Linked DNA regions of Homo sapiens: regions 2, 3 and 4 are each linked to region 1. A link is a contact called in ENCODE Hi-C or POLR2A ChIA-PET data. All regions are on one chromosome and are shown on one strand. The core of a region is the stretch at or near the end of the contact, and the rest is flanking DNA. Distances in the headings are between cores, read along the strand shown. Region 1 has its middle 22 kb from the start of ZFP36L1. Region 2 overlaps RAD51B (RAD51 paralog B). Region 3 overlaps RAD51B (RAD51 paralog B). Region 4 overlaps RAD51B (RAD51 paralog B).

What was found. Hi-C counts contacts between places; a loop is a spot of excess contacts on that map. ChIA-PET counts read pairs that join two places held with the same protein, here RNA polymerase II (POLR2A). Pooled maps may share reads with other maps.
Region 2: a pooled map shows a loop between it and region 1 (2.1-fold over the local background). The contact joins two enhancer-like sites. A Hi-C loop is called at or near these places in 1 of 168 maps with a recorded cell type or tissue (sigmoid colon) and 2 of 50 pooled maps. POLR2A ChIA-PET finds 5 or more read pairs at or near these places in 1 of 52 experiments (B cell).
Region 3: a loop to region 1 is called in a map with no recorded cell type, with 8 times the contacts of the local background. The contact joins two enhancer-like sites. A Hi-C loop is called at or near these places in 6 of 37 single-sample maps with no recorded cell type and 7 of 50 pooled maps. POLR2A ChIA-PET finds 5 or more read pairs at or near these places in 2 of 52 experiments (PC-3 and endothelial cell of umbilical vein).
Region 4: a loop to region 1 is called in a map with no recorded cell type, with 9 times the contacts of the local background. The contact joins two enhancer-like sites. A Hi-C loop is called at or near these places in 8 of 37 single-sample maps with no recorded cell type and 11 of 50 pooled maps. POLR2A ChIA-PET finds 5 or more read pairs at or near these places in 5 of 52 experiments (CD8-positive, alpha-beta memory T cell, OCI-LY7, activated B cell and 2 more).

What each region holds. Positions count from the first base shown.
Region 1 is chr14:68,811,894-68,818,834 of GRCh38, forward strand. No RefSeq gene overlaps it. Among named protein-coding and RNA genes, the nearest start is that of ZFP36L1, 22 kb to the left of the region's middle. RefSeq lists enhancers at 3,855-4,074, 4,155-4,384, 4,401-5,140, 5,015-5,064, 5,165-5,214 and 1 more and a silencer at 4,525-4,914. Within about 2 kb of position 4,523, at least 41 of the 41 ENCODE cell types and tissues checked have a DNase peak (open chromatin) inside an H3K27ac peak, as active enhancers do; they include OCI-LY7 and PC-3, where a contact is called at or near this core.
Region 2 is chr14:68,039,519-68,046,459 of GRCh38, forward strand. The region is part of intron 7 of RAD51B (RAD51 paralog B); the gene reads left to right. Among named protein-coding and RNA genes, the nearest start is that of RAD51B, 220 kb to the left of the region's middle. Within about 2 kb of position 3,218, at least 3 of the 41 ENCODE cell types and tissues checked have a DNase peak (open chromatin) inside an H3K27ac peak, as active enhancers do.
Region 3 is chr14:68,177,465-68,184,405 of GRCh38, forward strand. All of the region lies in intron 7 of RAD51B (RAD51 paralog B), which reads left to right. Among named protein-coding and RNA genes, the nearest start is that of RAD51B, 360 kb to the left of the region's middle. Within about 2 kb of position 4,292, at least 4 of the 41 ENCODE cell types and tissues checked have a DNase peak (open chromatin) inside an H3K27ac peak, as active enhancers do; they include PC-3, where a contact is called at or near this core.
Region 4 is chr14:68,208,533-68,215,473 of GRCh38, forward strand. All of the region lies in intron 7 of RAD51B (RAD51 paralog B), which reads left to right. Among named protein-coding and RNA genes, the nearest start is that of RAD51B, 390 kb to the left of the region's middle. RefSeq lists enhancers at 2,027-2,226, 2,397-2,676. Within about 2 kb of position 2,424, at least 16 of the 41 ENCODE cell types and tissues checked have a DNase peak (open chromatin) inside an H3K27ac peak, as active enhancers do; they include OCI-LY7, where a contact is called at or near this core.

The DNA of each region.
Region 1 (6,941 bases), core at 3,273-5,772:
CCCAGGCTGGAGTGCAGTGGCACAATCTCGGCTCACTGTAACCTCCATCTCCCGGGTTAAAACGATTCACCTGCCTCCCAAATAGCTGGGACTACAGGCACACTCCACCACGCCCGGCTAATTTTTGTATTTTTAGTAGAGACAAGGTTTCACCATATTGGCCAGGCTGGTCTCAAACTCCTGACCTCAACTGATCCGCCCACCTCGGCCTCCCAAAGTGCTGGGATTACAAGCATGAGCCACCACACCCGGCCCAGAAGAACTATTGACAGATGAAATGATATGATGTGATATACAGGATATACTTCAGAATTGTACAGGAGGTAGGGCGGTGGATGGTGGCACTGATGAACAGGTTTGGCCATGAGTTGGTGATGCTGAGACTGGGTGGGTACACGGGGTTCATCATATCACTCTGTCTCCTTCTGCATATATTTGAAATTTTCCATAATAAAATGTTTTAAGTTCAGAAAAACTAAAAATGTTTTAACTCAATGATTCTTGTCTTACTAGCACTTGCAATACAGTATTTACTTCCTACAGACGTGTTCTTGGACAAGAAATGAAGCTATGGAAAAACCTGTCAGGGAGGGCTGGAGAACAGATGGACACCCCCACCCGAGGTCAGAAAAGCAACCTACACAGCCCTCCCCACACTTATGTGGGGACCAAGAGTGGGGTCCTGCCCCTCTGGGCCTCTTGGGCTGGAAGAGTACAGGCAGAAGGACTGATGTCCATTTTGACACTGCTTTTAAGCTCAGTAAAAATTACTATAAAATTGGTTTCAATATATTTTTAAAGCACAATGAACTTTTTTTTTTATTTCCTCAGCAGAAAGCCATCATAGCAGGGTAGGCAAGCTACTCAACCTTTCTAACCTTACTTTTCACAACAGGAAAATGGGGATACTTACATATCCCCCATTTCCCAGGGCATGAGGGTGAATGAGATCAGTGTGTCGAGTGCCTAGCACAGTAAGAACTGTAACAGGGTGGGTCTAATATGTGGCTTTTTTGTGGCTGTTAAGCCTCTGAGAGGACCACAGTAGAGCCACCCCATCGTGAACACTCTGAATTTGAATGCTTTTCTTAAACATTTAAATTAAATAAAAATCAAGGCACACATCCTCTGAAACCCCTTTGGGCCAGGTACCTTGCTGGGTGTCAGCCCCTTCAAGTGTCACAGAAGCCATGGCTGTGCTCAGCGCCCCCCAGCCAGAGGAGCTGCCCAGGCTCTGGAAAGAACAGGGCAGTTGGGATAGAGCCACCACAGCTCTCTCTAGTTGAAGAATTACTTGGAAAATGAAGAGTAAGGCACTGCCCACTCTGGTCCATGGCTTTGAATGTCAAAATGCACCCCCAGAAAGCAGACCTGCAGCAGACCAACCCTTCCCAAAGATGGGGTTCAGGGTCCTCTAGACAAACAGCAGACCCTGGGCGTGGCAACATCTCCCAAAAAGGAGCTGAGTCTCAGGCAAGTGGTCCCTGAAGGCCTCTATACACCACAATGTACCTTCACTGGTGCAAAGGCCCTGCCAAATGGCTGTGCAAAAGTGGCCAGGCAAGAGATACAGTTCTAAGAAGAAATCAAGGAGCCATGGCACGCAGGACTCCCAGGAGAGGCAGGTGGCCTGCACAGCCAGTTCACGCTCCAGGCTACTGTGTGGGTGGCCTCCTGCTGACAAGCTTCAGCCAGAAGCGGGTATTTGGGACTTTGGGTGACAAGACTGGAGGAGACAAGGGAACCTAAGCAGAAGGTCATCCAGACCACCGTCAGAGTGGCCACACCAAGTCTTTGGGTTCTTGCTCTAAGTCTGCCAGCCAGATGAAGGGATGGAGGATTCACATCCAGCCACATCTTGACCCTGCTGATTCTGGAGGAGAATGGATGGAGCCCTGCACTGGCTCCACCTGCTCCCTCTTCTCCCATAAGAGGAAACAAGAAAGGAGGCTGGAGAGCCCAAGACAAAACTCAAGAATGTTCTCGAAAGGTCCTTGGGCTTTGAGACCTTCACAATGCAGTCATAAGATTATCCTGAGCTTCTGAAAGCCCCCTGGCTCCAGAGAAGAGAGCAATCTCTGGCTGCTAAACCTTGAGTGCAAAGGCTAAGGGCACGCCGGGGCCAGAATGCCTGGGTTCAAATCCTAGCTCTGCTATGTATTAGCTCTGTAACATTGGGCAAAGTACTTAACCCCTGTTTCCTCCTCTGTAAAATGAGGATAACTATGGCCCTATAGGGCAGAGTCGTTGCCTAGAACAGTAGAGAACTCAAAATTAATTTAGCAAGGGGCCCTCCTCTGCCCAGTGGGATGTGCTACTATTGACCCCATGGGGTTCTGGAAGAAATCAACATGCTACTACAATGGAAGGCATTTGAAGGAAGTGGAAAGTTTTCACAGAAAGTAGCCCAGAGACATGCACAGAGTGCTGCTCTCTGTGCAGACCAGAAACCCCAAAGATTTGTGCCTCTTTCTGTCAGAATGCAGCTTTCTGGAGCCCACCGGGCTATAGAAGCTGCATGGCGTCTGGAATGGGAATGGGTTGGCCTAGTCTTCCCCTGGAGGTATGGAGAGGAAAGGTGACACTTTCAGGCTTTGTGCAGGACAAGCAGAGAATATCACTCAAATCCAAGCTGGCTGCCCTGTGGGGGACACAGGCCCATGCCGGCAGGCCTGGGGAGAGCCACCGCTTGCTGAGGTTAGGCCAGCACCAGTGGGTGTGAGGAACCCACCTCCAGTCTCAAGAGCAGGGTTGGGCTTCCCTGGATGGGGAGGAAAGGGTTAAGCCGGCTTGGGCTCTGGAGGGAAAGCACTCGGCAGCTATAAACAGAGAGCCTAGGGAGGGAGGGGGCTGACAGGATGTGGCCAGGGCTCGAGCTGTCTGATTATTAACTTCACTTTTATTTGGAGGGGGATTTGATTCTCTGTTTTACTTCCCATCAAGGAAGTGAAAGCCCAGGTCTCAGAGGGGCCTGGTTTCAAATTGTTTTGTCACAGCTCATTTATTTTTCCTTTTAAATAAATAAACAAAACCACCTCTTTGTTTTCCCCTTAATGAGCATTCAGCAAATCATCTGTGGGTGAGGCATGAACGGGGTTTTCTGGAGTCCTTCATGGGAGAACATTTGGCTTATTATTTTAAAAGGAAAAAGCAAGGATGTCTCCTTTAGCTCCCAGTCTTCTCCAAGGCTGTGAAGGCACTTTCTCTTTTGCCTCCTCTGAAATACCGACCTAGACCAGCGAGGAGTCTGAAATCACAGCCTCAAGCTCGGCCAAGGCCCCAGGAGCTTCCTTGGTTGGACCTTGGGGCTGGACCCGCAGCCTGCCATTCCATCTGACAGGCCCTGACCCTGAGGCCACGCAGAGGAAGCACCCAGCACGGGCTCAGTGGTTTGTCTTCTTGCTTGGGCTCAGACCCATGGCTTTTGTTCCTCTGACACCCTGACATTTCTACTAAAATAACAAAGCAATTAAACACACAAAAGGATTCCATGACAGCCTTAAAAAACACCATTACATGTTCCTTTACCCAAGGTTGAAAACATTTGGGAACTTGATTTCCAACATCAAAATCCAGATCAAAACCCATTCAACAATCCCATGATCCCCTTGCAACAACCCTTTCCTGGCCAGTATCACAGGGTGCCGACCCTCACAGGGTCTCACAATTCAACAATTCAGTGAGAGAGGATGCAGCAACAAAGACTGTAACGAAAAAACAAGAGAGTCTAGGGTCTCACATCAACAATTCAGTGAAAGAGGATGCAGCAACAAAGACTGTAAGGGAAAAACAGGAGAGTCTACAGCTGAAGCTACTGCTACTCAAGGTGGGCAGAGAACGGAAGAGACGGATTCTGTTGGAAACTAAGAGGGGAAATCCAGGAAGGCTTCCTGGTGGAGCTGATCTTTAAGCTGAACCTTGAAGGACTGGTAAGATGAACGGATGTTCTGGAACCTGAGAAACACCCAAGTACCAGAGAGACAGCATCCATGTGTGAACTACTCTAGACAGAGGCAACAGGCGTGGTGGGGCCTGGGGCTCCTCAGAATGGCACCTCAAGTCCCCATGGTGGTCAGGGACTGGAATGCATCGGCCGCCTGCAGCCAGCTCCGCGGGGCCAGTCCCTGACCTCTGGCTCGGAGATTGGTGTGCCCGGTGAAGGAGTTGCCCAAGCATCTTAGGCAACCAGATACTACGCCTGGCCTTGGACCCTGCCACTTGCCTGCCCCACAAAAACCTGCTGACCGCTGTGACCTACTTTAACGCCCTCTGACTTCCCGCTCTTTGAATATGGGGCAAAAAGAAGAAGGGCGACTGGCACCATCCAATTCACTTGAGGCTCGGAGGCTCAGGCCTGCCTTCCTGGCGGCTACTGGGGTGGCGTTTCCCAGCACCCCCGGGAAGCTACCAAGGTCCAGGGCTCTCCTGGGCTTCTGCGACGCCCACGCACTCCTGCGGCCGAGCTTCGCGGTCGGGCTCTCCCGTCGCCACCCCGGCGTCTGCTCAGCCGCGAGCGAGAACCAAGCCGGGCCGGGCGCGGGGCCCGGGCGAGGCCGCCAAGATGGCCGACGCGCTCGGCAGCGCGCGGATCACGCGGGAAGGCTGCCCTTGGCCTCCCGGGAAACAGCCAAGGTTCCGCCGCCCTCCTTGGCGCTCTGCCCCGGCCGGCCTGCCGGGATCTCCTCCCCGGCGCGGTCTGCGGCTCCCGGGGCCTCGCAAACCTTCCAGGCCCGAGGCCATCCAGACGTGCACACCAGGCCCGGCCCGCGAGGGGAGACACAGGGGCCGGGGCTGCGGCGGCTGAGCTCCCTGGGCGGCTCGGAACGCAAGGGGCCGGCGAGCCGACGCTGCTGCAGGAGGCTGCGGCGTGGGGCGAGGTTCTCGCTACGGCTTCGTTCCCGTCCTCCCGCGGCCGCTCTCCCCCGGAAGCCCTCGGAGGCAGCACGATGGACGTGGCCACACTGCCCTCCAGTGGCCAGCTCGCCGAACAACACGTCTGGGCCCCTTTTGGGGGTCTGGGTGACGTGTCCACCCTCTCTCTGCCCTTTGCTACATTTGAAGGTGGGGTTTGCTCATCCATGGTTCCTCTTACAGGTCACCAAAGCTGCCACAGTGCACACTCACCCAACAGCAGGGGATTTGCCGCCTTCGGTGGTTCTCAAACTTCAGTGTGCACAGGAATCCCCCCTTGGACAGTTCTTTCAAACCCGGATTGCTGGGTCCCCCAACCAAGTCAGAGAATTTGCATTTCTAACAAATCCTCAGGCGATGCTGAGCTGCTGGTCCGCTGGTCCTGGAGCCACACTTAGAGAACCACTGGCTCGGCTCACTCTTTCTCTCACGGGGTTTCTGTCATCTACTCATTTAATACAGAATATGTCCTGCTAGCCCCGGAGGACGAGTGGACGGAACAACTTTCTCACCCCTCGCGGAGCTTAGTCTAACGGAGGAGACAGACTTGTTTCAACAAATCACCTAGAAAGAAATATAAGATTCCATTTGAAAAGACTTTCAAATTCCTATGAAGGAAAAGAATCAGGTGCTCAGAGAACATATATAAATGGGGCACTCATTTAGATTTGGGATGGGAAGGTTCTTGAGGAAGACCTCTCTGAGGAAACCCTTAAGCTGAGGCCAGGAGGAGGGATGAGGTCCTGAGGGGAATGGGGAGGGGACTGGAACTGGCAGGAGGAGCAGGTAAGATGCAGACCCTGTCTGTAGAAGCAGAGACTGGTAGGGGGCCAGGCAGGGGGTCACAGCCTCCTAGGCCCATGCCTCTGGTACCCACAGAGCTGCCTCCTCAGAAGGGCAGCATCCAGGGGAGAAGAGGGCCTGCCTGCATGCTCAGATCTTAGCTACCCCCGTCAGTGCCAAGAAGAATGCTCCACCTTGAGGAACCCCAGCCAGGTGCCCACAGCCCACAAACTTCTCTTTGCCTGAGCAGATTTATGTAGGTACCTTCTGTAAGGCCTGAAGGGCAGTCACATCTGATGGAACCAGGTCTGCTGAGTAATGATGAACAGACATGATGTTACCATCTACCCATCAATGCCCTCAGTGTGCCATCTCCTCCCTCCTGCAGTCCAGGATCCAGCTGTTTCTCCAATGAGCATTTTTAAGCACCTACTATGTGCTCTGCACTAGGATCACTGCAATGCTCTGTGGGGCATGGCACAAAGAGGCCAGCCTGCCCTAGGAGGCGCCAAGCACCCTGGAGGGCAGGTAGGTGGAGTACACCCTCCCCGCCCCAGTCTCAGCTCCAGCCTGCTGTGTGCACCCCCACCCCACCCAAACATCCCTGGGGTCACTCATTGCAGGTGGGCCAGGCTGACAAATGGCAGCCAGGAATTCTAGTGTTCTAATGATTCTTACTTTGTATCAATGCCAGCTTGATGGCAGGGGCCAGGATGACCACCAACCACTGCCACTTTATCCCTTGTGCTGACAAGGAGGTATCATCCCATTAATCCTGTTACCTTGCTCAGTCCCTTCTGTCCCGTTTTCACATCTGAAAAATGTGGGGTGCGGATGAGTTGTGTTAGATGATCTCCAAGGGTTTCTGATCCATGCCTAGCCCACCAGTGCACTGTTGGAGAGATGGACGAGAACAGCCCTGCCCAATGACCCCATGACCCTAGCATTATGCAAAGCAAGGCCTTTGTCGTTAACAGACTCCAGGTTAGGGGAAGGGAGCGGGGAGCAGCTGAAAAACTATGTGCAGCTTTAGAATCAATCAAATCAATCCAACTCTATTCCTGACTCTGTGATAGCCAGTAAGTGGTTTAACTTCTCTGAGCCTGTTTCCTCATCTGAGAAATGGGAATAGCATGGTACCTACCTCACTGGGCTGTTCTGAAGATTACTGATAATAGCTACCACTTAGCAAGTGCTTGATCCGTGCCAGGCAGCACACTAGAGGCTTCCCATCCACTCCATGAGGT
Region 2 (6,941 bases), core at 1,968-4,467, 770 kb before region 1:
GTATTTGAAAACTATTATCTAATTCATTGGAGAAGTGGTTCACGTCACAGACAAGTGAATGACTGAAGTTTGGGCATATGCCTGTGTTTACCTTTTATTTATTAACTAAACAAACCCATCAGCCTTCTACAGCAAAATTGTAAGAATGAGATGTTGCTTCAAGTACATCAGACATTAGATGCTACATACATCAGGAAGCCTTTTATAGTTCTCTTTTGAAAACTGTACTACTCATAATATGCTGTTTCCTACTCACCTATGACCCTAGACTTCCTGTTTGCTCTAATGGTTGCTGTTAAAGGTATGACAAATTCAGCTGTAAAGTGTTTAGTTATCCACATCCATCTCTTTGACCACAAATTACCTAAGAATGGTGTTACACTACTTTTGTGGGAAAAGAGAAACATCATAATACTGGATACATAAAATCATAGCTTTTCCTTTCCTTGGGGGAATAATTCTGTTATCTACCCACTGTTGGGAGGTAGTTTAGATTGGTTAATGTAAGTATCAAGGGGGAAAATGGCTGTATTCAACAGAATTTGTTTCCCTTAATCTTATGGATAGCTTCACAATTCATGATAGCATAGTTATGCAACATATATGAATAAGGATGAAGATGAGTATCATTTGATTAAAGTATAGCTTCTAAGACTTAAATGACCAGAAAGAATTGAACTGCGTTTAAACTCTACCACACACCTGCTCCTTATAGTAGGATAATCTGGTCAAGCCCTTGACTTCAAGGAGCTTGCTAACCCTGGTATTAATTGATGTTTCCCAAACTTTAGTCAACTGAGTATCATCCTCACCATATTTGTTCTATCTCTGTACCGCTTGTACTTTTATTTACTTTGTAATTTTTTAAATTAACTTTTTCTTTTAAACTTAGCTTTATCCTAAGTGATAATACTCATGAAATCTTGGGTTTAAGGTAATAGTTATGTTTTTTCTAGTATCTATTAAAATATTGCCTAACAATTACAATTTTAGAAAGACTTTTCTTTTTACCACCAATGGTATGTCTATTTTGCTTTGGGAACTATTGTGCTAGTGATGATAATAGCTAGGCATTAAGTTAAATTGTCTTGTTTGTTCCTCACATCAATGTGATAAGCGTTGCTCTCTCTATTCAGTAAATGAAGACACCAAAAAATCAGAGAAGTTCAACAACTTGTCCAGGTCATGAGGCAAGCCAGAACTTACCTGGGTAAGGTCCATATGAGCCCTTGGTCCTCACAGCATTCTTAGAGAATCACCCGGGAGCTTTTTGAAAATGCAAAATCTCTGGCCTCACTCCAGACCTCCTGAATCAGAATCTGCATTTGAACAAGATCCTCCAGGTGATTCTCATGCACATTAAAGTTTGAGAAGCACTGAGCTTAACATTTGGGTATTCTGCCTCCCGTAGGAGAAGATGGGTGACTGGGTCATTAGTTTGGTTGTTCTGTGATCTGGTTTGGCTCTGTGTGCCCACCTAAATCTCATGTTGAACTATAATTCCCAGTGTTGTGGGAGGGACCTGGTGGGAAGTGATTGGATCATGGGGGTGAATTTCCCTTTTGCTGTTCTTGTGATAGTGAGTGAGTTCTCATGAGATCTGGTTATTTAAAAGTGTATAGCCCTTTCCGCCTTTGCTCTCTCTCCTGTTCTGCCATGTGAAGATGTGCAGGCATCCCCTTCGCCTCCTGCCACAGTTGTAAGTTTCCTGAGGCTTCCTCAGCCATGCTTCCTTAACAGCCTGTGGAACCGTGAGCCAACTAAACCTCTTTCTTTATAAATTACCCAGTCTCAGGTAGTTCTTTATAGCAGTGTGAGAATGCACTAATACAGTCTCCTTGTCTCTCTGTAGTGTTATTTTCTTCATGCCATGCTATTCTGAGCTGCAACTATTTTTGAGCCATGTGATATTGATGCTAAGGTAGAAGATAATATTCTCAATCCTTTTGATTATTTTTTCTCTCCTAAAGTCATAATTTGTCCACTTTCCTTCCTTCCTTAATTGGAGTACCAGGACTAGCCTGAGGGTCAACATTTATACTCTCTTTTTTTTTTTTAATCCTTGTTTTCTTCCCCAGCAGCCACAGGTCAAGTTCTTGCCCCTTCTAATGGTCTGGTCATTTCTTTTCCTGTCTGCCTGAAACTGGCAGACCCTGAGAACTGTCTACAGGCCTATAGCTAATTCTCAGTTTTTCCTGGATAGTTTTAATAGTATGGATGTCATCCTGACTCTTAGCTTCTTTTCCTTCTCCCACCAGTTCTCTGCCATTCAGCTATTTTACCGCTGCTTTTCTTTTTACTAAGATGTGCCTATCTCTGCATCCATGAGGCCTCTGTTTCCATTCTACCTTGCAGCCATCTGCTTCTCACTTTTGCTGTTGTTGCTCGTAATTGTAAGTTTAATATAAGCAGCAGCCTCAGGAGACCCCATGAAAGCAATCTTCTGGAAACAGTCAAAGTGCTGGGAATTTGATGGTTGGATCTGGGAATATCAATAATGTCTACAACTGATGAATGTAGCTGGCTATAGATTCTGAAGTACTCCAGTGCGTCATCAGCATTTCATGAGTATACTGTCTGTGTGATTTTTTCACAGAGTTTCCCTTTGAATTTTATGTCTGCAGAGTTTCTAAACACTGCACCTGGCTCATACAGTTACAAGCCTTCTTTCTCAGTATTTATATAGTTGTTTATTCAGTCTCCAAGATGATTAGTTATTTGAGATGAGTAGAAGTTGCATCTATTCATGTAATCAGAGCTTGTTTTCTTGCTCACTGGTGGCCAGATACAGGTCATAATAGTATTTTATTTTCTTAACTTTGAATAGCGTTAAAGGGGAGTGGACTCATTTGAATTACAGGAGGTACTGAAAGAAAACTATATTATTCATTACATTTTGTAAAGCAAGGAACAAAGAGGAATAGTTGTTTCCTACCATGGTAATTTCAGACTCTGAAAGATCTGTTTATAAGCCAAATGTAGACATACCTATCCCTAACCCAGATTTTTTTATGGTCTTCAATTTTGTAATTATTTAGAATTGAAGGGTTTTTTTTCCTTTCTGCCACATATTTTTGTACACACCCTTTCTCCCTCCCCTTTCCCATGCTTTTGTTTCCTTGAGAAAAGGAGCGTCCCTCTTAGAGCATAGAATAAACATTCTTTGTGAAGTGTGACTTATTTATGCTTCAGGGGTTGTCAGTGTATACACAATAGAGAAGGTGATGGAGGCTCCGAGGCATGCCAAGTCAGCACTTTGTGCATGTTGAGGCCAAAGAGCATGTTAAGCAGGCTTAAAAAATTTTAACAAGTCAGAACATTTTACAATTTCCATATTTATCAAACATGTCAGGGGATGGGATCACAAAGCCTTCCAGGGATTAACTGCCTCTCTGACTTGAACTGTTTTATTAAGATGGAAGAAGCCAAGTTCTCAACACCCTGTGATTTGCTCTAATAACCACAAGAATCAGAATGTAGGTGATCCTTGCTGAATGAAAGCAATCCTAAGGCTAAATGCTCTTTGAATGGGGAAAAAAAAAAACTCTCTCAACAGATGAACTATGTGTGAAACTTTCTAACAGAGCTTAGGAGTTTGAAGTTTATTTACCTAGAGCTTCAGTTTTATTAATTCTCTGGTTGGTGGTTCTTGACCTTTGACACCCAAGGACTTAGACTGTGAAGCCTAAATAGAAGGCATTCAGAAACCTGAAGACATTCTCAAAGAGGGGTGGCCATTGGCTTTTTTGGGGTTGGCAAAACATCCTAGAGTTATTATTTGTTTTTACATGTTTGGGGTTTGGCAGATCCTAAGATGCATTTTGCCAAGCACTTTCCTTTGAATTTTAGTACAGGAATATCTTGGGTGGAATTTAATTCGTGATTCATTTGCATTATACTGATCAGAATGCCATTTTGGAAAAGATATCTGATGACTGAGAAATATTAGGAGATTTACAATTTTTAAGTACCAACTTTTTCTTAGATGGGAAGAAAAATGGAATTCAAGCCCCAATTATTTTCAGTGAGATTTGGAACTTGGAATCTTGAACTAAGTAGTAGTTTCCAAATGTGTCTGTATTACTTTCTCTACAAAAGCGAACCAGACTACTTCCCTGGCTTGATCTGCAAATCTTTAGAAAAGTTACAGAGCTGATATGCAACCTTGGGCTGGTATTTAATTTGAAAACTAATGTTAAAAAGGCTTTCTGATAAGTAAGTAGGGAGAGTAACCCTCTTCTGAAGAAATAGATTGGAATTAAAAAACAAACTAAGACTAAGCATAAGTGAGATCTTGGGTTTGAAAGCCAAATTGCCAAAGATGGCAAAACCCCTAGAGGGCTAAAGTTATGTGAAGTGCCATGAGGTAGCTTTTCCATTACTGTTTGCAGAAAAGGTTGTAAAAGAAGGAACTGTGCTGAAACTTTACAAATGAGTACCAAACCATAAACTTTTTAAAGAACAGGGAAAGCACATAGCTAAATATGGTACCCAACATTATTGCCCATCAGGCTGCAACAAAGCATGATGACAAAAACAGGTTTTTTCTTGTCTACTGTCAGCTTCCTATTGTTTGTAACTGGCCCAGGAAAAGCAGTGCCAGCAACTCAAATGACTGCTCTCACTGTCTTCTTGAGAAAACAGCAGTGCAAGCAAGCGTCCATCAGGAAAAGAAAGAAGCATTTTAAACAAATTTACATGGATATCTTTAGGTTCAAATTATTTTGAAACCAAAGGATATGAAGTGTTGGGAATTCTAGTTCTGAATTCTATAAATCAGTGTAAGGAGAAGGACAGTGTGATAGAGACTCTTTTATTTGCTTCAAATAGTGGGGTGAATAAGTTATAAGAGTATCACTGGGCCAGTGTTGATGATTTTCTTTTCTCTCTTGTTCCCCATGTTCTTCAAACTGCTTAAAAGTCAAAACACAAGATGTATTTTGAGTTCTTGACCTTATCCTGGCCCTGACTTAGTTTGTCAGAATATTAGGTTGTCTACAGAGATCCACCCTGGTTTCCATCTAAATTTTTTTAGATTTTGGTCAACTTTCTATATCTTTATTTAAATAACTGTAAGTATTCCTTTCAGTATAATAAAAATTTATGTTTTTCTTCTTCTTAAACTTTGGTCCTTGTCCTTGTTACTTTAAAACAGAGAACTTAGTAAAGATAACTTTTTCTTTTATTTCTCATTTTTCTCTTTCTCTCTCTATACCCCTCTTTGCTTGCCCCCGCCCCCAACCTTGTCTCTTTCTTACTGGCTATAATCTAATTAGTGAATGCTTATCAATGACCAATGAGAACATTGTCACATTTTACATTTTGCTTGTTACTGAACTGTAATCTCTGTTGCAGAAAGCAGGATTTTTGTGAGGTTGAAAGGAAAGTGTGGCATCCCATGAGTCTGATGCTATTACGTTTTAGAAAATTGAAATGACTGGCCAGGCGTGGTGGCTCACGCCTGTAATCCCAGCACTTTGGGAGGCCAAGGCGGGTGGATCACCTGAGGTCAGGAGTTTGAGACCAGCCTCATCATGGAGAAACCTCGTCTCTACTAAAAATACAAAATTAGCCAGGTGTGGTGGTGCATGCCTGTAATCCCAGCTACTCGGGAGGCTGAGGCAGGAGTATTGCTTGAACCTGGGAGGCAGAGGTTGTAGTGAGCCAAGATCGCGCCATTGCACTCCAGCCTGGGCAACAAGAGCGAAACTCTGTCTCAAAAAAAAAAAAAAAAAAAAAAAAAAAGAAAAGAAAATTGAAATGACTTACTACATTATTGAGAGCATATCTTAGCTTTGGATAATAAAGAATATAGATAAACATTTTAAGAGCAGCTCTTGTTTCATACTTCTTATCTCACACACAGTGCCTTTTACACAATAAGGGCTGAATAAAATTGTTACCCATTTTAGTTCAGTTAATTTTTGAATGTGAGGGCAGATCATTTAATTCCGTATCTTAATATATAATCCAGGACTGGTGAATAATACTTCCTGCCAAAAATCCATTAACCTTACAGGAAACAAAACCCAGTGAGGATCATAGAAGTAAAAATAACTTAATTTAGATTTCATAAGTTGTTATTTTTTTAGAGAAAAGCATAAAATGTTCTGTACCTGCACATTTGAAAATAAAATCAAGAAGCAAAACATTCTCATGAGTAAGAATATGAAACAATAATTTGAAAATACCAAAACTCAGTATTTATTACTGTTCTACAGTAGATATTAGTGACTAGGGAAAGGACAAGGTGGCTATGGGGTAGTAGAAAAGGGAGCCAGATATGCAAACCTTTGGGGATGATGATTTAACTGCTTCATGACAGTTAAGAAAAGATTTATTTTTTTTAGGGTTTAAAATTACTATATTTAAAAATATATAAATATTTGAGTTTTTTCCTCAAGTCTGGAAGCAGAAGCATTCCTCAGTCTTTCTCTCCTTCGACATGGCAGCAACAGCAACAGCAGCAGCAGCCACCGCTGCTGCCACGGCCCTGGCTCCACCTAGGGAAATTGCAGAAGACCCTATCTCATTCTAGTGAGGAAGGTTCTATGAAGTAGATAGTTCATCTTGTAGACTTTTTAGACCATTGCTGTAAAAGACTTTTATATTTTTTATTTTTTGAGACAAGGTCTCACTCTGTCACCCAGGCTGGAGTGCAGTGGCACAATCATGGCTCACTGCAGCCTTGACCTTTCGGGCTCAAGCAATCCTCTCACTTCAGCCTCCCAAGTAGCTGGGACTACATGCACATGCCACTCTGTCAGCTAATTCTTTTTGTAGAGACAAAGTCTGACTTTGTTGCCCAAGCTGATCTTGAACTCCTGGGCTTAAGTGATCCTCCTGCCTTGGTCTCCGGAAGTTCTGGGATTATAGATGTGAGCCACCATGCTTGGCCCTAAAACTTTTAGAGCCATCTTCAAATGTTGTGATTGTCTAGC
Region 3 (6,941 bases), core at 3,042-5,541, 630 kb before region 1:
AAGTTTAACTAGATATCCTTAGTGGATGTTTCCTTAAAAACATGCGATCACATGTGCTTATCTTTTCTCTCACTAGGCTGGAGCTTAAGTCCACTTATGAGGAGAAAATATATAAAAGCAACTCTAAATTGGTGAGGGCGATGGAGGGGGCCAGTGGGGAATGAGAGAAAGGGAAAAATGAAAATAAGAAGCAATTAAGTTTTTTTTTTTTAAATTAGCCTAAGCTCCTGGAAACAGATATAAATAAATTTGAGAAAGCCTTCCAAAAGTCAGAAGAATTTAACTCTCCAGCCGAGATGTTCAAGCTTTCTGGCATTTGACTAACGTTTTATGCTCTCTTGTCTATTGATCATTGAGCCACTGTTGAGATGACCAGATGACCAGGTGCTAAGCATACTTTAAAGAAAGTTACCTTGCCTGAAGACATTTTCCTACTCAGATATCTTTAACAGCTCAATGCACATGACCTTGGCATTGCTTCAAAGGTGGCAGCTCATCCAAGTAGGCAGAATACCTGGTCTCTCAGCACTGCTTTTATAATGCCCTTTTTCTAACGTTGAGCTGGTGACCATGCTGCCCTCTTCATTTTGCAGTAATCAGGGTTGTCTTCTTTTTTCATATCCCTTTCCTGCCTGAGGCTGCTTCAACAAACAGCAAGTATAAACTGAAACCCTATCTCTTTGCGGATCAAACACACAGCTTGAATACATTGATAAGTAACTTTAAAAAAAAATTGTTTAGCCTGTGGACCTATTTATCAGAATGCTATATAAAATTATTGTTTTCCAGTGACCCAATTAGTTGAAATATTCTTTCTGAAGCTATAGGAAAAAGACTTAATATTGTTTGATATGATTTTATCATTTGTTTAGTTATGTATCACTTCCCACTTTACAGTGTGTTATGCATACTTTCTTTTTTTCTGTCATCCTTCCCCCATGTCTCTACTCTTCAGTCTCATGCATAAAGAAACAGGGTTCCCTACTTGACAGTAACCACATGAGGAGTTGACATTGGCAACTGGTTTAAGACTTCGATCATAAGTCATCTAAGTAATTGGGCTATGCGTATCCTGTTGAATCACATTCCTTCTCAAATCCTTCTTTGTTAAAAGTTTGAAGCCCAGGCCTTTCAATTTTCTCTTATCCCTTTAAGTCCACAAAGGAATTTTTAGGCTGTTTCTGGAGGGTTATAACTTCTCCCCAGTGCTGTCCAATAGCTGGCATATTGGAAATTGGCAGAATGTGGGTGCAAGAGAGAAGGGAGTTCTCAGTAAAGCACCATTAGAATTCTCCCACAGTTTGACACATTCATTTCATTGCCCCTGTTTTGTGTGGCTAGCAACTGATGTTGTTTGGCTGTGACATGCGTAAACAGATGTTGTAAAAAACCTGAAAAACAAAAAATCATCTTTCCCTACTTTTTCAGGCATACTGAAGACAGAATCCTTTTTTGGTTATCTTGAAGAGTCTGAAATAGGAAACACTTTGAAGTGTAGATAAAATTTCTGCTCTGGTCACAATGGATGCCAAGTGTTATAAAATGATTGTGGGAGTGTGTTTCTATATTGGCATTTTGATATAGAGGCAGGTAAGAGCAATGCCACCTTCCTGCAGAGTACTCTAAAACCCTTTCTTCCTTCATTAATAGTTTTCCTTTGAAGATAAAGGAACTGCTTTCATTATGTGTGAAGCATTCCTTTTACAGTTAAATTACTGTTTATTGGTGAGTGGTTTCCTTGCTGCGCTAGTATGCGGCAGATGTTTCTCATGTATCCCTAGGTTTTCAGGCTTTTTCTTTTCAGGATGAGGCTCTGTTGTCTTTTCTTTTTTTCTTTCTTGGCAAGAATCTGATTGGGATAAAACACATTTTATGCAGCAAATTAAAAATACGTATTTAAATTTACCTTTTATTTTTTACCTAAAAAGTTCGCAAACTACTTGTAGCTATTATTACTCTGAGGTCATTCCTCTGATACAAATGTATTTGTTGTTTTATTTCGGAGCTACAGATAGAAAATCTAAATACAGAATATTAAAAGTATGTAGTGTAACATGACTTGTACTTAGTAGGTACTCCGTAAATGTTTGGAACTTATGAATTGAAGGTTTCTTTCTGATCTTAGTCTAGAACAGTGCTTCACAGCCTTTCTTATGTCATAATACACATAGAAATTGATAATATTTATATGTCATATGGAATTTTTTTCAAAGAACATCTCTAGTAATAACATAATACAGAGAGGGATACAAGTTGAAAAATGCTCTTCTATGTTGTTATTGTAACTTTTAGGAGTAAGACTACCATAGAAAGCATGCATTAGAATGCTAGGCTATGACATGGGTAAACAGATGTTACATCTTTCAGGGCATCACACCATAGGAGTGGTATGCCTTACATCACATGGGAGATGTGAATGGCTTATAAGGAGTCCCAAACACTAGGACACCAGCCAGTTGAGGTCTGACTTCAAGACAGTTGGGTCTTGCACAGATGGTAGAAACAGATGGTAGAATGTATATTTGTGTATGGGGGGAGAGGGTGCCCTGTATTCCACCCTTTATTCCCCCCTTGCATTCTGAGACTAGAGCTTGGCCTATGGCACCGACAATTCCTCAGTCCTGAATAACATGTATAGGCTACAGCATTGCCTAGTTCCATAAGTCACCCTAATGGTTAAAGTTTTGCCACCTGTCACCTTAAAATACCCCAACTTTGAATGGATTCTGAACCATAGCCTACGTGTTTAGAATGTCTAGTTTGATGGAGCACAGATGGTTTGGGGAGCGCTAACATTCATCTTTACTTTGCCTTCATCTATTATTTTGCCCAAACGTGTTTATCCTACAGCCTGCTTACTAATGGCTCAGTTTGTTCTAGCTAGTTGTGGTTTGGGAGTAGGAGGCCACTCTGCCCACTGTTAGATGAGGGGATTGTAAATGTTAGAGAGGGCCGGGGTAGAGGAGTACTCTTTTTAAGAAAAGTAGTTGACTTTGATAATGAAAAAGTATCATCATGATTATCGTCATGCTGTTGAGTGCTTTACTACATTTCAGGCACGATAAGGTTATATATTTAATACTTACAACTTTATGAGCAGCTGTCGTCATTATCGCCACTTTACAAATATGGAAACCCAGGCAAAAAGAGGCTAAGTAACTTTGCCAAGGTCTCACAGGTAGCAAATTGCAGAGCCAGAATGCAAAACTACTGCCTTATGATCTGCTTCTCTAAGTAGCTGGGAATGGAGAAAGACGGCGAGCAGATGTATAGAATGCACTGATTAGGGTGACTGGGTGAGCTCTGTGCTGAGTTATACTTCAAGATGTACAGGACAGAGTTAGGGAAATGTGAGACCAAGGGCTTTTCTGGGCAGGAACAACCATACTGGCTGCTGTGGCAAGGTTAGAGCCTGCCAGGTAACTACAGTGAGACTTCCTTTTCATACAGATTGGGGGAACTGGCAAGACAAGTTATCATCACCTCCACATAGCAGGTGAGGGAAGGGAAGCAACAGCAGAGGCATTGGTGTTTTGTATTTAGAAGGGCACATAGCCTAATGCTAAAACTCACCCATTAGTTACATCAATGTTTGGATGCTCTTTGAAAGACTTCTCAGGAGAGGTGTGAGAATGATTTGATTTGAAGGTGGGTTTTAGTCTTGACCGTGTGCCACAGCAAACAAAATGAAACTCCCCTTGAGATAAAGGTAATCAAGATGAAGGTGTATTTACAAAGATGAGCAGTGGGATTTATCCAGTGACTCTGGAAGGTAATCCCCAGATTTAGTGCTCCATGAATACCTTGCCATGTTCCTAAGCTGGTAAATTACTCTGAGTTTTATGAGAGCGGATTGTGGGAAGCATCTAGATGAAATTCAGCCTGTTTCACCTCGAGTCCAGGGCTCACTAATGCACCCCAGGTGTGCAGACTGCCCAGGCTTTCTGCCTTGGAAGCCTCAAGGAACTTTCATCCCAAAGGGAAGCTTTGAAGAATACCAAGGACCTTTCTATCTGTCCTTGATTTTTTGTCATTTTTCTGCCCACATTTGGTAATTGGAGATATTTGTGGTGTTAAAGCCGGACTTGTTCCTTCTCAGCCTGCCCCCTCCAGTAGTGAAATTTTAAGCCTGTGGCTTTGATTATGCAAAGCAGTGATTTCTCTGCAGTGTCCCTCAGATGTAAAAGGAGAATGACTGAAATACTAGAAAGGAAGTTACGGGAAATCACCAAACAACCATTTTCCATGTCTACAGATCCTTTCATCTGAGGGCAAAAGAAGCTGGAGAGGGTGCCTCCAAAGGTGGGGGTTTGGAGGAGCACAATTTAAAATTCTCTGGGTTGTAGGCTAAGGATCAAAGGGTTATGTCCTCAGAATTACACGGTGAGTCACTGGAAAAACTCTGAGTAAAAGTCAGGCATCCTGTTTTCCAATCTTATATGCCTAATAATTTCAACTGGCTTTAAGACAGTACATTTATGTATATTTTTCATTTAGATCCATTGCCACCTAAAGAATATAATGATGTATGCATTATATAGATTATGGTTTCCATGCCCTAGAGCATCATGAGGTGTTTTGCCATGAGAATACAGTGGGTTAGGTGAAGAGGTGCTTGAGAAGCCTTGGTGTCTAATGTGTGGTCTCAGTACTCTGTGGAATCTCCTCCTCCCTTACAAACCACTGCCTCTATTCAAGCCATCTTGTGCTTCAATTTAGAAGTTCTCCTTTAAGAGAGAGTTTTCCAAAGCTAAATTAACAGCTATGCAGTGTACTGAGTAACTCTGTGATTTACTTTTTCCAATTTTGACTGCTGTAAGCATTTCAGTTTGTTTCCCACTAGTTTGGATCAACATGTTGGTTTTAACTTTATCTCCAAATGTAATGATTTTACATATTATAGACAAATGTGTTTGCACAGTTAAGGGCAGCAGGATTTGCTTGAACAGAGAATATGTGAGTTCTGTAACTTTTAATATTCAATTCAATTTAAATTCTTTTTCATATGTCCTTTTTATATATTCCAGTTTCTGATTATGGGTAACCTGACTTGAAGGTCAGACCATCTGAAGTGAAGATGGTTAAATTGTATGTGTTTGCACATGCATACACGTGTGTGTGTGTGTGCATGCATCCACATACACATGGGTGTTCATGTGGTAAAGGAGAGCCAGAGAGATGTTTAATTTCCTCACCACATTGTAGAAACTGAAAGAGACATGTACTGCAGAAACAAATTCTGAGATACGTTTGCTAACCACTTTTTTAGGTTTCACCTTCCGGGGAAAATGTTAAGGCATTTGCAAACATGCCTAGTTTCTTAGCGATTTAAGGCGCATAGACTCTCTGTGACTACACCTAGAGAGGTAAGACATGGAAAAGAACATAAGCTTTGAGCCACCTAGATTAGGGGCTTAATCTGGCCACACCACTTTTTAGATGTATAACTTCAGGTTGATTACTGGACCTGTATTCCTTTTCTTTCCTTGGTTGACACTTGTTCCAACTTATGATGTTGGTTTATGATTTTGATTTTAGTTTGGTTAACTTCTTATTTGGGGGATTTTGACTGACTTAATTTGTTCTCATCTTGTGTTAGGGTTCTCTAGAGGGGTAGAACTAACAGGATAGATGAATATATGAAGGGAAATTTATTAAGTAGTATTGACTCACACGATCACAAGGTGAGGTCCCACAATAGGCTCTCTGCAAGCTGAGGAGCAAGGAAGCCAGTCCAAGTCCCAAGACCTCAAAAGTAGGGAAACCAACAGTGCAGCTTTCAGTCTGTGTCCAAAGGCCCAAGAGCCCCTGGCAAATCACTGGTGTAAGTCAAGAGTCTAAAAGCTAAGGAATTTGGAGTCTGATGTTCAAGCGCAGGAAGCATCCAGCACAGGAGAAAGATGAAGACTCAGCAAGTCAAGTCCAACTTCTGCCTGCTTCTTTCTAGCCACACTGGCAGCTGATTAGATGGTGCCCACCAAGATTGAGGGTGGGTCTGCTTCTCCAAGTCCACTGACTCAAATGTTTAACTTTTTGGCAACACCCTCACAGACACACCCAGGAATAATACTTTGCATCCTTCAGTCCAATCAGGTTGACACTCAGTATTATAACCGTCACACATCTGTTATCCTATTGATCCTGATTCTTGACCTCTAGCCGCAGTTCCATTCAGAGAAGATTAGAATTGTTTCAGAGTTGGGCTAGGCACGATGGTTCACACCTGTAATCCCAGCACGTTGAAAGCCCAAGGTGGGAGGATTGCTTGAGCTCAGGAGTTTGAGACCAGCCTGCGCAATATAGTGAGACCCCATCGCTACAAAAAATTTTTTAAATTACCTGGGTAAGGCCGGGCGTAGTGGCTCACGCCTGTAATCCCAGCACTTTGGGAGGCCGAGGCAAGCTGATCACGAGGTCAGGAGATTGAGACCATCCTGGCTAACATGGTGAAACCCCGTCTCTATTAAAATACAAAAAATTAGGCGGGCGTGGTGGCGGGCACCTGTAGTCCCAGCTACTCGGGGGGGGTGAGGCAGGAGAATGGCATGAACCTGGGAGACAGAGCTTGCAGTGAGCGGAGATCACGCCACTGCACTCCAGCCTGGGCGACAGAGGGAGACTCCATCTCAAAAAAAAAAAAAAAAAAAATTACCCGGGTATGGTGGCATGCACCTGTACTTGGATGTCCCAGTGGCATGCTCCCAGCTACTTGGGAGGCTGATGTGGGAGGATCACTTGAACCCAAGAGTGCAAGGTTATAGTGAGATTTTTTAAAAAAAGTTATTTTTTGAGACAGGATCTCACTGTCTCATCCAGGCTGGAGTGCAGTGGTGCAATCACAGCTCACTACAACCTCTGCCTCCTGGGCTCAAGCAATCCTTCCATCTCAGCCTCCTGAGTAGCTGGGACTACAGGTGCATACCACCATGCCTGGCTAATAT
Region 4 (6,941 bases), core at 1,174-3,673, 610 kb before region 1:
GTATATAAACAATAAAGGGTTTAATTTTAGTTGCTTTTCTTCACAGAGTCATGGAATATTACAAATGTTAGAAGCTAGAGAGGATCTTTGAGGTTATCTGCTTTAAGCCCCTTGCTTTCCACAGGAAAACACCAAGGCTCAGAGAGATAAAATGTGTCCATGCTGGACACAGCTGGAAAATGATAGAGCTTGAACTCAGGTTAACTGACCCTCCATGCAGGTCTGTGGCTGCACCATACATTACAGCATCTCTATTCAACAGTAAAACTCATTGGGGTTATATATTATACCCTAGTGGATATTACATCTGTGGGATGACAAGCTGCATTATGATAGAGTTGCACTGTGCTCAGCAGCAGTTGAGTAGCCAGCACCCACAGGCAACCTCTATGGGCAATCTGAAAGTGAAATCTTTACTGAATTGAATGGAATCTGTGGAGATCTTCGATAGTCTTCCCTTGAGGTGAAATCTTGTTTTGTTGAGTGGTTTAAGATGTTTTCTAGGGTGTAGCACTTTGCAGAAGTGCTTTCCTCTTTCATGATAGGTGACCCAGTTTGGAGATCAGGAAGATTTTGTCATCCTTCACATTGCAAGACTTGAAGACTTGCAACTCAAAATGGTATATTTTTTTCTTTTCTTCCAATAGAGAACAATTCCACTCTAGCACTCAAGTATCTAATACTTTTGGGACATGTTGAAACTGTTTCCATTTCATCTGATTTCACTCAGCAATTATTTATAGAACTCTCTGTGAGGTAGGCACCATGCTAAGTATCCTGAGGCTGACAAAGACATCCTTTCTAAGTTGAGGCAGTGACAGAGGGCACAGCAGCCATTGCTAATTGTCCTTGCTGCAGCCTTGTTGGGTGACACCTCTGGCTTCCAGGGCCTCATATTTTCACAGCTTCACTGATAACTCTCTGAGAGGAATTGTCCCTCCCACTAAGATTCCCTTCTAGAAGATGAGTTTTTCCATGAGCATTTTAAAATTTTCTTTGTTGCCTTGTTCATTTTTTTTTCCAACATTTAAAAGAGCAGAAGTGAGGGCGAAGAGAAAGGAGAATATTTAGATCTGAAAAATGCACCAGTCCACTTTTAATCTACTTTTGGGAAGATGATTGTAAGATATTCTGTACCCACTTAGGGATCTCCTGCCCTTCGGATACACATGCCTTAACTACCATCTTGCTAGAATAGAAGGTCCTGTGTTTAGGCATCAAAGAAAGGAATTGCACTGAGAAATTTTAGTGATAATTCTTTTATTGTAATCGTGATTTTCTTCCTCCTGCTAATCTTTTTAAGTGGTATTAAAGGAAGCTTCTTGCCAGGCAGTAATATTCCTCCATGAGCACACGATCTTTTTCCTTATTTGGCACTGGAATTTCATCAGGCTGTATTAGTCTGAGCGAAACATACTCTAGGAATACCTTTTTTTTTTTTTTTTGAGACAGAGTCTTACTCTGTCACCCAGGCTGGAGTGCAGTGGCGCCATCTCAGCTCACTGCAACCTCCGCCACCCGGGTTCAAGTGATTTTCCTGCCTCAGCCTCCTGAGGAGCTAGGACAACAGGCGTACGCCACCATGCCCAGCTAATTTTTGTATTTTTAGTAGAGACAGGATTTCACCATGTTGGCCAGGCTGGTCTCTAACTCCTGACCTGAGGTAATCACCTGCCTCAGCCTCCCAAAGTGCTAGGATTACAGGTGTGAGCCACCGCACCCAGCCAGGAATATCTTTAGAATAGTTCTATAGTTAGGAACGTTGAGACCAGGTAACAAGGGATTTATTCAATGGGATGACAATTTTTATACACCATGCCTGAAGCAAATAAAGGTGATCAGTATTTATATTGCAGTATTCAAATACTCTGGAGCCAAATAGATAGGACTACCTTAAAAATGTTCTTGTACATGTGGGTTTGATCTTAAAGATATTAGGGATGGTAACATACCATTCTATGTATATACATGACCAGGCCTTAGGTTACTTAAGGGTGATGGAATGACCATTGTGTGTGTCTTGTGTCTTGGTGGCCTTCAGTGAATTCTGCATGAGCTCTAGTAGTAACTGCCACTGCTGTAGTATCATGGAAAAAACACTGAACTTAAAATAGTTTTCTTACCTGTAACAAAATGGACAACAATCTCACAGAGTTTGTGTGAGAATTAAAGGAGAAAATACTTGGGAAGAAGTGCTTTGAAATCTCCATTGCACTCTGCAAAAGCAAGGAAATGCGCTTGTGATCAGTATCATGTTGACGTGGAGTGAGTTACTCCCCAGCTGTTCACGATATGGTCGCCCACAAAGAGCAAGTAGGTCACTTCACCAAACAGAATTCTGTATGTATTACAGAAACTCCCAGGCTGAGTCACCAAGTAAAATGAAGGGCAGTGTGCTCTATTTAAAATGTTCATTTCATTTTCGCATTCCATTCTTTACTAACAGAATGGTTTCACTTCATTTCCAGTCACTTTCATTTTCAGGTTGTCAAGCTTCACTTAGTGTCAGTTGTGTTCCCACACTCAAACATGTGCCTTGTCTTCCTTGATCTTCTCTCTGAGGATGTTTCTCTGACTAATGTGCTGTGGTCAGAACAAGAGCATTGCCACATGGTGCATTTCCTAGGTAGGCATGTCTAAAATCATTAAGTGGCCTAGCTCAGAACATTCTTTGTGACCCTTTCCCCTCCCCACCCAGTGCCTAGTGACTGATTTATCTGAATATAAGGCTACTTCCACTTTTAGTTCAAGGGCCTTGCTCCCTGCCTGCAAGAATCTCTCTAATCACATTGCCCTCCCTCCACCCGCTTTCCCCATTGAAACCAATGTTTGGAGAAGATAGAAGAATGAAAAGAACATCTCAGGTCCTGTTTTTGTACCACCTTCACTATTGTAGCACCTCTTTTGTGTTGCCAACTGAATATGGTATACATGGCTTTAAGGGGGAAAAAAGAAAAATAAAACATAAGAAAGTAGGAGAGCTCCTAGCTTTCTTAAATGAATTAAAGGCCTTAGGCCAGAGTGAATTATATTATAGATTGTAGACTAGATATGGTGGGGAAGGTTACTCAACAACTTGGTTGGGAAATAAATTAATATATAAAACCATCAGATATCAGAGCATAGTTGTGGAAAGTCACCTAAGGAAAGTCATTGTCTCTAGGCCAAAGACTGGCCTAGACGTAAGTAATGCACCAGTGTGTCAGAAAGGGGGTTGGTCGACATCAGAAGCACCCAGAGGCAAACACTGGTTGTGCCCTGTACCCACAGTAACTGTCCATAGAAATGTGAATGTTGGTAGTCTTCAAAGTTTCAGTGTCACTGGCAAGTCCTTCTTTGTTGGAAATTCAATTTAACATTCAAGTTCTATAGCAAATGCCTCCTATTATGATGTCTTGTGTTTACAGTTTGCCTCTGTAAGTAGAACCCTCTAAAGGGAAAAATGCTCTGGTCAGATTGTTATGGTCTGTATGACAGATACATAACTGTTGTAAATCAACACATTGGCATTCTCGTTTGCTCCACCAGTTTGTTGTGAACTTCGTCAGGGGAAGGCATCATGCCTAAGTCTATTCAACTCTGGGATACTGACAAGGTCAAATTTCTGTGCCTGCAAGGCTGGGACTGGACCCAAGCTGTACAGTTCATACAATGAAATAGTGCCATTTAGTAAAAAAGGGAGATAATATGGCACTTGGTTGGAAGTTTGGCTCTAGAATCTGATTGAACTGGGTTTGAATACTAGGTCAGCCACTTACATGCTGTATGACCTAAGACCCCGCTCTAAAAAGGATATTATCTTTACACTGACCTCAGAGGGCTGTTTTGAGAATTAAATTAGACAATCCATGTAAAATACTTGACTCAGAGCCTTACATAGAGCTGTTAGCAGCAGCAACAACAGCAGCACCAGCAGCAAGGTAAATACCACCATGTGTGTCCTTTGGGTGGTCAGCAGTTTGCTGAACAATTTGGACTGGTTTAGAACCCTCCTAACTCACTACTGGGGACTTTCCATTGGAACCACAGCACTGGGTAGTGACAGAATTTGCCAGTGTAATCACATCATTTATGAGAAATGATAGCAATAGGGTTTGGTGTCATAGTAATGGAAAATGGCACTGGACACTATCCTAATTTTGAAGAAATGGAGTGAAGAAGAAGACATGTTCCAGAATGCACAGGACATTGATCTTCAGCAAATTTTTAGAGTGGATTACTGAATGATTACGTGTGAGAAAAATGTGATTATTAGGAGTCAATATGAGCTCATTGAAAACAAAACATTCCTATTTCTAACATCCTTAAAGTCTTTCACAGTTCATCTTATTGGTTATGGAAATGTCAAGGGATAGATTTTTATTTCTGGGAGGAGTTTGGCTAAGATTTTTATGATACTCTTGTTGTCTTGTTGAGGTTAAGTAGATTCATAGCTGGTTGAACAAATGTCCACTGGCAGTTTTGACCTGATGGATGGACTAATGTCCATCTGGAGAGGGGTCCTCAGGGTAAGCCTCAGGAACCTGTCTAGTGATGCTGTTCTATCCAATTTTCTCATTAAAAATTTCTGACGAAAGCACAAATAATGTGCTTTTGCAACAAGTGAGATAGGATTTTTTAAAGATCTGTGTAGGTTGATGGGCGGATTTGCTAATAACAACCATATGTAGCATTTATTGAGTACTTACTGTGTGCCAGGCAAAATGCTAAATGTGTTGTATGACTTCTCTCATTTAATCCTCACAGTGACCCTCTGAGGTGTATACTAGTAATATTCCATTCTATAGATAGATGTAGAGGCACAGATATGCTAAGTCATTTACCCAAGTCCCACAGCCAATAAGAGGCACAGATGGCAGAGGACCATTTGTCTATCACCAAAGCCCATGCTCATAACTGTATTATGCTACTAGAACCAGTGAGTCAGAATTTTACACAGATTAATGTAAAGTCCTAAGCTAAGGTTAACAAAATAGTATGTTAAGTCTTGAAGGAGGAAGCTTAGGTTGATAGCAAGTAATAAGGAAAAGATTTAGGGACATTAGTTGGTGGGAAACTCAATGTGATTCAATACTAACGTATACCTACTTTTAAAAAAGAACAACTAATAGGAGGGTGCATTATTAGAATATAGCATCATGGATCATGGTGGCAGTAGTTCTTCTCTAAGAGTCCATGTCCAGAGTACTAGGTCAGGTCTGTCATTAAGGGGGTCCTTGACCATTATAATCAGGAGAATAAGAGGTCTGGATTTACATCCTAAGAGGAAAAACGGTGAACTAATGTCAGGCTGGAAAAGAGAAAAACCAAAGAGGAATATGAAGACAACCTTCAAATATTAACATAGTTACATGATGAGAAAGAGTAGATGCCATTGGTGTCTAAGAGAGTAAAAAAATCACTTCTCATTCCCTGTTGAGAAATGGACTCTGGCATCAGGTTGATGGAGAACAAAATGTCAGCTTTATTCCAGTAAAACCATATTAGAGAATGTGGCCTGATCTGTGGCTACAATCAGGCCTTTTATACCCTTCCCTAGTTAAACACACTCTCAGAGTCAGGTAAGGCCCTGGACAACTGTTGTTTGCAGGAGGAGGGCAGTTCCTGTGTGAAGGAGAAGGAGAAAGTGTGCATCCTGAAGCCAGGGGTGCACCTGACTTCTCGACTGTGAATGAGAGAGGAGGAAACCTAGTTCATATCTGCACAAAAATTCTTTTTGGTATCCTTGAAGTGGGCTGAAACAAAAAAGATCAAAATGTTACTCTAGCAGGAGGCCACTCATGGAAACCTTAGGCAGGGGAATTGTGTTACCCCTGGTACTTACCAACTTTAACTTCAGTGGGGCAACCAAGCCAATGGAGCACTCTTATCTCTGAAATGTTTGGCCTCTGTACAGAATGATGTGAAAAAGAATCTTCTAGCATGGGGAGGTGGAGGGGAGGGATGTCTAGATTACTTCTACGGCCCCCACTCCCTAAGATTCTTTTGAAATCAGTTAAGACACGCATAAATAAAAAAACTCCAAGTAAAGCATGTCAGTATTTTAAAGGCTTATTTGTTTGAGCAATGAGAGATGATCAGTGTTCTAAGTGCTATGGTTCATCATGTTCTGGAGGTGGCTTTGTTCCAACTGTTTGTTCACGAGTGTTTTGAGTTAAAGGGAATTACAGTCTACAAATTTATGCACATGGCACTTCACAGAATAGAAGAGGCCAACTTCTGGCCTCTTATACCCACATGCAACAAATACAGCTCGTGTCCTTCCCCCAGGACTCAATTTGTAAGCCTCTTTATTGCATTGTGCTGTAGTAAAAAATTCTCAGTTTTGTGGGCAACCTGTGAAACCAGCCTTCTTTTATTTCAACTTTGTTGTTTTGCCTTTATACTGTGAATTAAATGAATCCTTGGGGGTTCTAATTATATTATGGAAAAAAGAACTTGATATTCTGAGAAGCTGAAGAACAATTTGTTTTCCTCAGCTAGGTATTTAGGACTTTTAGGATTTAGTTACCATTTTCAAAAAACTTGAAGAAGATTAATTATCTCCATTGCCTCAAATGACAAAGATAGTATGTTCAATTCTCTCCTGAGTTATCATCATAATAACCCTATATTCTTAATATGGCCTTTTATATTTTACAAAGTTTCTCAATAGGGAATGAGAAGAAAGTGATTTTTTAATCTCTTAGACACCAATGGCGTCTACTCTCCCTTATCATATAACTATCTTAATATTTGAAGGTTGTTTTCATCTTCCTCTTCAGTTTTTCTCTTTTCTCTTTTACCACAATAATCATCACAAATAATCCTGTTTGGAAGGTGGAGAAGAGGAAGCAAGACAGATATTATTGTACCCATTTCAGAAATAAGGAGAATGGAACTCAGAGAGTGGTGGTGGGAACAATTAACAAATGTTTTCTGAGCACCAATCTGTTCCAACT